Linked DNA regions of Homo sapiens: region 2 is linked to region 1. Evidence: chromatin contacts called from ENCODE Hi-C or POLR2A ChIA-PET data. All regions are on one chromosome and are shown on one strand. The core of a region is the stretch at or near the end of the contact, and the rest is flanking DNA. Distances in the headings are between cores, read along the strand shown. Region 1 holds the start of SRPK1 (SRSF protein kinase 1). Region 2 holds the start of MTCH1 (mitochondrial carrier 1).

Region 1 (2,700 bases), core at 162-2,661:
CTTGTGCTGTACTATTGCCCTCTCATCTTCCCTTCTCAATTACTTGTTCAGAGCAAAGGTCTTCAGAGCTTCCACTCTGTCCAGCTGCGGTACTTTACAACATGGGTTGGTAAACTAAGATCTGAAATAAGAATAACCGTTGAAACGGTTGAAAAAAGATCAAAAGGGCCTGGCTCAGTGGCTCACACCTGTAATTCCAGCACCTTGGGAGGCTGAGGTGGGAGGATCACTTGAGCCCTGGATGTCCAGGCTGCAGTGAGCCGAGATCATGCCACTGTACTCCGGCCTAGGCAGCAGAGCAAGACTGCTCTCTCTGTCTTTCTTTAACCCTCACCTTCCCTTCAAAACCTAACAAAGACCATGTTTAAATCAATAGAAGAACATTTTATGACGTGAAAATTATATGAAATTCAAATTTCAGTGTCCATACATAAATCTTTATAGGAACACAGCCCATATTTTCTATGACTGCTTTTGAGCTCCAATGGCAGAGTTGAGTAGCTGAGAAAGAGATCTTATGGTCCACAAAGCCTAAATATTTACTGTACGGCCCAAAGAAAAACTTTGCTGAGCCTGCTATACAATAAGGGCTTCATGATTAAATAACTGGGTCGTACACCAAGATTCTGAACATATAGGCAGGCCCTCTTAAGTTTAGTGTCTTTGTGTAATGGAAGTAATAACTATTTTGCCTTTAAGTTGCCATAAACATCAAATGAGATAATGCACTTAGAAAATAAAAACAAAAAAAACTTATAAACAAGACAGCTTTATCATGTATTGAAGGTGGTAGAATAAGAAAACATTAAACGTTTTTATTCTCATTTCCCCTTCTTTCCTTTACAGCTTTCACTTAAACTTGAAATTTCAAGAGAAAATTCACTTTTGAAGTTTTTACTTTTCAAGTGATAATAGGGTCACAGGTTCTTTCCTTCCAGTCTTTTTGTGTTGCTCCCACTCCCTTTTCTTTCTCACATGTAATTTTTTTCCATTTTCTTTAAATAGTATCTCAACTGGGCTCACAATAGCTCAGGGAAGGAGAAACTGGGACATGCCTGATTAATCCATTTTACAGGCCAGGAAACTGAGGCAGATCCCAGTTGCCTCCGAAGCTCTGACTCAGCAGCATGCAGAGAGCCCTGCCGCTCTCTGCGCCTTTTCTAAACAAATAGAACAAAACTAACCTTGCCAGGTTTCCAAGCTTGGATCTCTAACACTCCTTCAACGTTCACCCCGGCGTTCCTCCCCGCTGCGCCCCCTCCCTCTCCTTGCCGCCCCCTCCTCGGGAGCAGGTGGTAGGCTCCGCGCCCAACGCGCAAGCGCGCGGCATCGTGGGGCGGGGGTGGGGCGGGACTGAGGGCGGAGTGTGAGCGGGCTCGGTTTTGGGCCGCGGCGGGAGCGGGAGTCGCCGCCACTCGAGTGCGCAGGCGCCTGGCGATTACCGGTCTCACCATGGAGCGGAAAGGTGAGCGGTGGAGCGGCCTCCGCCACGAGGGGCAATGGTCGCCGGGGCGAGGCCCGGGTCAGCGCCGGGAGCTTCGCTTAACTGCCGCGGTTCGGTTCCCGGACGTGCGGCGCCCCTCCACTGAGGTGGCGCCGCCCCACACCCCCTGCCTCTGGGCTGCGGGTCCGCGCCCCTCAGTCCGGGCGTCCTCTGGCGCCGGCCGTAGCCGCCCCTTGTTCCCCGCCAGGCCGGCTCGCGCCTTGGGGCCACTCCAGGGCCCGGCCCTTGGCGGGCGACGCAGACCCCCACCCGCCCGCCCCCTGACCCGGCCTGAGACCCCTCCGGCGCATCCCGCCCGGGCGCTGCTCTGCGCCCCGTGGGCCGCCAGCCCCACGGCCGGCCGCCTCGCCGGAGCCCGCAGCCGCCCCCGAGGCAGGCCCCGCAGCCGGGCCTGGCGCCCCTGCTGGGTCTCCACCCTCACCTTGGTCGCCTCCTTTCCTCCACATTCGCCCTTCATCCATCCCTCTCTCCTGCAGTGCTTGCGCTCCAGGCCCGAAAGAAAAGGACCAAGGCCAAGAAGGACAAAGCCCAAAGGAAGTGAGTCTTGTACCCCAACATCCCATTCTTTGGATTTTCCTCCGGCACCTTCTCTGCTCTGGTTTCACGTCTTGAACGTGCACCGGGTTTGGGCACCCTGTGGCTGCAGCCACATGGCCTCGGGGCAGCTCGGAGGGTCGCTCTCCAGCAACCATGTGGAAGAGAGCTGCTGTTGCTCAACGCCAGGCCTGGGTCTTAGCAGCCCCGGGCCTGCTGGAAAGGGCTGTCGGAGGAGGACCAGAGCCCGCCCGGTACCTTTCCTCCCCAACTCCACAGAGGAGGCACAAACTCCCCTAGCTTGGACCTCCCCACCGGAGCTGGTAGATCATTATCGGTCTGTTTCTGAACTCTGGTCTCTCTTACCTGCTCCCCAACGTCTTAACTTGCCTCCGACGTCTTCACGGTAGGCCTTAAGGAAATTCTTGAATGAATTTTTCCGTGTTTACTTTGGGTTCTACCAACCACACACTCCCTTTCATAGAGGAGGGCATGGGGCTTTTCCCTGGGTTAGTCAACTTCCTGAGCCTGTAAGGCGTATCGGCTTTTTTGCAGTGTGCCGGCAGACCGCTGTGTATACAGTCGGTGTCTGTTAACTGCTTCTCTTCTGTCTAAACCTCAACCAGATGCAGATAATCTTCCGGAGTGGACATCACAATAGT
Region 2 (2,807 bases), core at 104-2,603, 1.1 Mb before region 1:
AGGTGCTCCTGGGGGATGTTTGATGAAAATTGTGTTTGATGGAGAAAACACAGCAAGTTGAAAGGGTTAGCAGGCTTTGCAAGTGATTTCACTAGGACAAGCCTGGGTTAGGGAGGCCAAGGTGAGGGAGAGAGGGAGTGTGGCATGCTTTGAACGTGGAAAGTACATAGTGTTCATTATCAGGAGTGGGAAGAGGGGAGGTAGCTTTTTAGGGGGTAAGGCAGGAAGGGAGTTAGAAAGGACAGACTGGGAAACCCGGACTAACAGTGGCAGGTGTCGATCTAAAGAAATTTCTCACAATGAACTGGCTATAGACTAAGTACAGACAAAGGGACCAGGTCTTCCATTGCTGTGTCCCTGCACACTCTAGGATCCGTTCAAACAGAAACTTTTATTGCGAACCCCCAAAACTAGCACGGTTCTGTTGTAGGTGTTGTTGCAGAGTGTCGGGCACGTTTACAAACAGGAACAGGGCACTTGCTGTCCTATCTTCCTCGCAGGGTTCTTGTGACGATTACACTTAAATCAACACGTATAAAGCATTTTAAAAAGTGCCTGTCACATAGTCCCTGCAATTTAAGGTCTAGTTGTGATTATTCACTTGTATTAACTAAGAATCAACTACAGGCGCCTAGCAGTGCCTGCATGTGCTCACACTGAGGCACTCACTAAAACCCTCAGGATCTAGTGAGGGAGACAGTCAAATACTTTAGAGCAAAACAAATTTTACAACCACGGACTCTGAGGAAGGCGTGCGAAGGCTCCACAGCTGGGGAGGGTGCCCACAGTCGCCGAGGGGACATCTGGATTTGCTCTGGTTGGGAGAGCATTCCTGGCAGAGGAGATGGAAAATGCGATCGGACAAAGAGGCTGGGACCGCGGAGGGGATCGGGCTCGGGGTCGGGGCTCGTCCTGCAGCAGGAGATTCAGCTCGCGCAGAGTTCCACGCAGGCCGCGGCGACTGGGATCTGGGCCGCAAAGGGGCGGGCAGAGAACTGCAGAGAAAACTCCCGAAGCCAGGGAGGTGGCTTGGAAGCGCCTCAGACCATATTGGGGACGTCTGGCAGCCAGAGGCGCCGAACCCCGCCCCCGCGTGCTCTGGGCATCCCGGGGGAGCGCCCCGGCCTGCGGCTGCCGCCACAGCTCCCGAGCCCGGGGCCCCGGCTGCCCGCCACCATTGACCCCCGGCCCGCAGCCCAGTGTCCTGCTAGGCCTCCAACCGGCCGGGGAGCCACATCCGGCGTGTCCCACCCGCCGCACCACGCTCCCGAGCTCCCCCGCGGCCTGGAGTGGTGCGCCCCGGCCCCGCCCCCTGACGCCGGTGAGGGGGCGTGGCCCCGTCACGTGACGGGGAGTGACCTCGCCGCCGGGCGCCATGGGAGCTTCGGACCCGGAAGTGGCGCCCTGGGCTCGCGGCGGTGCCGCGGGGATGGCGGGAGCCGGAGCTGGAGCCGGAGCTCGCGGCGGAGCGGCGGCGGGGGTCGAGGCTCGAGCTCGCGATCCACCGCCCGCGCACCGCGCACATCCTCGCCACCCTCGGCCTGCGGCTCAGCCCTCGGCCCGCAGGATGGATGGCGGGTCAGGGGGCCTGGGGTCTGGGGACAACGCCCCGACCACTGAGGCTCTTTTCGTGGCACTGGGCGCGGGCGTGACGGCGCTCAGCCATCCCCTGCTCTACGTGAAGCTGCTCATCCAGGTGGGGGACCAGAGGCGCCGTAGGGAGATGGGAGGCTGATGTGAAGGTGACAGGCCAGGATTTGGAGGATTGGGGCGGGCAGTCAATGGCGACGGATTTGGGGAGAGGGGTGGGGACGGCGGGTTTGGGGGGCCGAGTGGGTGGGATGGGAGGGAAGCCGTGAGGGAGTTGGGAACGCAGGGGTCACGGGTTTTAGGATACAGAAAGGAGACCAAGGGGTTAGAGTAATAACAGATACGGGAGAGGGTGGAAGGAACAAGCGATTTGGGGGAGTGCCAAGGAGGGAGCGATGGGCTGGAAAAACATATTTGGGAGATAAAGGAGTGGGGACGATGGACTTGGGATAGGGAAGGGAGCGAATTTGGGGCGAGGGAAGAAGCAATAGAATTGGGGGAGGGGCAAGAAGTTTGGGTGAAGAGATGGGGAGGAAGGTTGGGGGCCCAGGCAAAGTGTTTAGAGAATGAGGAGCACATAATTGGGGTAGAGGGGAACGGAGGCTCTGGATTTGATAGAGATGGATTTAAAACGTCTTGGGGTGGGGACAAAGTGGGCGCCAGGGCCAGAAATTTAGGAGGGAAAGAAGGACACCAGACTGGGGGTGGACAGAGGAGACGGAGGTCTTGGGTTGCATTGTGATTTAATTTGGTGGGAGAGTGCGAAGGCAAAGACTTTTGCAGGGGAATGCTATCGGTTTACCGGAGATGGGGGCTCTGGATTTGATGGCGACGACGGATTTGGTAGGAGGAGGGGACAGGGTGACGCGTATGGGGGGAGGGGAACAGATAGGGCCAGCATTGGGGGAGGGGAGTGGCAGCGATTTGTCTAGAGAGGGGAGCTAGGAGGAGGCTTTAAGCGGGGAAGGGGGATGACGCATTTGGAGGAGGAAATGGAAGTCATAGTTGGGGTCAGAGAGAGGAATCACAGTGCTTGTATCTGGGCAGATGAGGAGAAGGGGCACGGGAGTATTGAAATTGGGCAGAAGGGACAGTGGAGACATAGGTGGCAGGATAGGTAGGGACTACCAGAAATTGAGACCGAGGTAGGGATGTCTCTGGAACAGAGGGATGCATAGGCACTTGGCAGATTTGGTGGTGGCCAGCAATGCGGTACA

Evidence for each region. Hi-C counts contacts between places; a loop is a spot of excess contacts on that map. ChIA-PET counts read pairs that join two places held with the same protein, here RNA polymerase II (POLR2A). Pooled maps may share reads with other maps.
Region 2: a map of CD8-positive, alpha-beta T cell shows a loop between it and region 1 (16-fold over the local background). The contact joins the promoter of MTCH1 here to the promoter of SRPK1 in region 1. A Hi-C loop is called at or near these places in 3 of 168 maps with a recorded cell type or tissue (CD4-positive, alpha-beta T cell and CD8-positive, alpha-beta T cell), 2 of 37 single-sample maps with no recorded cell type and 6 of 50 pooled maps. POLR2A ChIA-PET finds 5 or more read pairs at or near these places in 1 of 52 experiments (HEK293).

Annotation. Positions count from the first base shown.
Region 1 is chr6:35,919,809-35,922,508 of GRCh38, reverse strand. SRPK1 (SRSF protein kinase 1) reads left to right here and starts at 1,411. Exons shown (of 16, transcript NM_003137.5): 1 at 1,411-1,465; 2 at 1,981-2,041. The coding sequence starts at 1,453. RefSeq lists silencers at 1,069-1,128, 1,159-1,748.
Region 2 is chr6:36,984,742-36,987,548 of GRCh38, reverse strand. It overlaps MTCH1 (mitochondrial carrier 1), which reads left to right and starts at 1,353. Exons shown (of 12, transcript NM_001271641.2): 1 at 1,353-1,696. The coding sequence starts at 1,376. RefSeq lists enhancers at 749-958, 1,077-1,799 and a silencer at 1,049-1,638.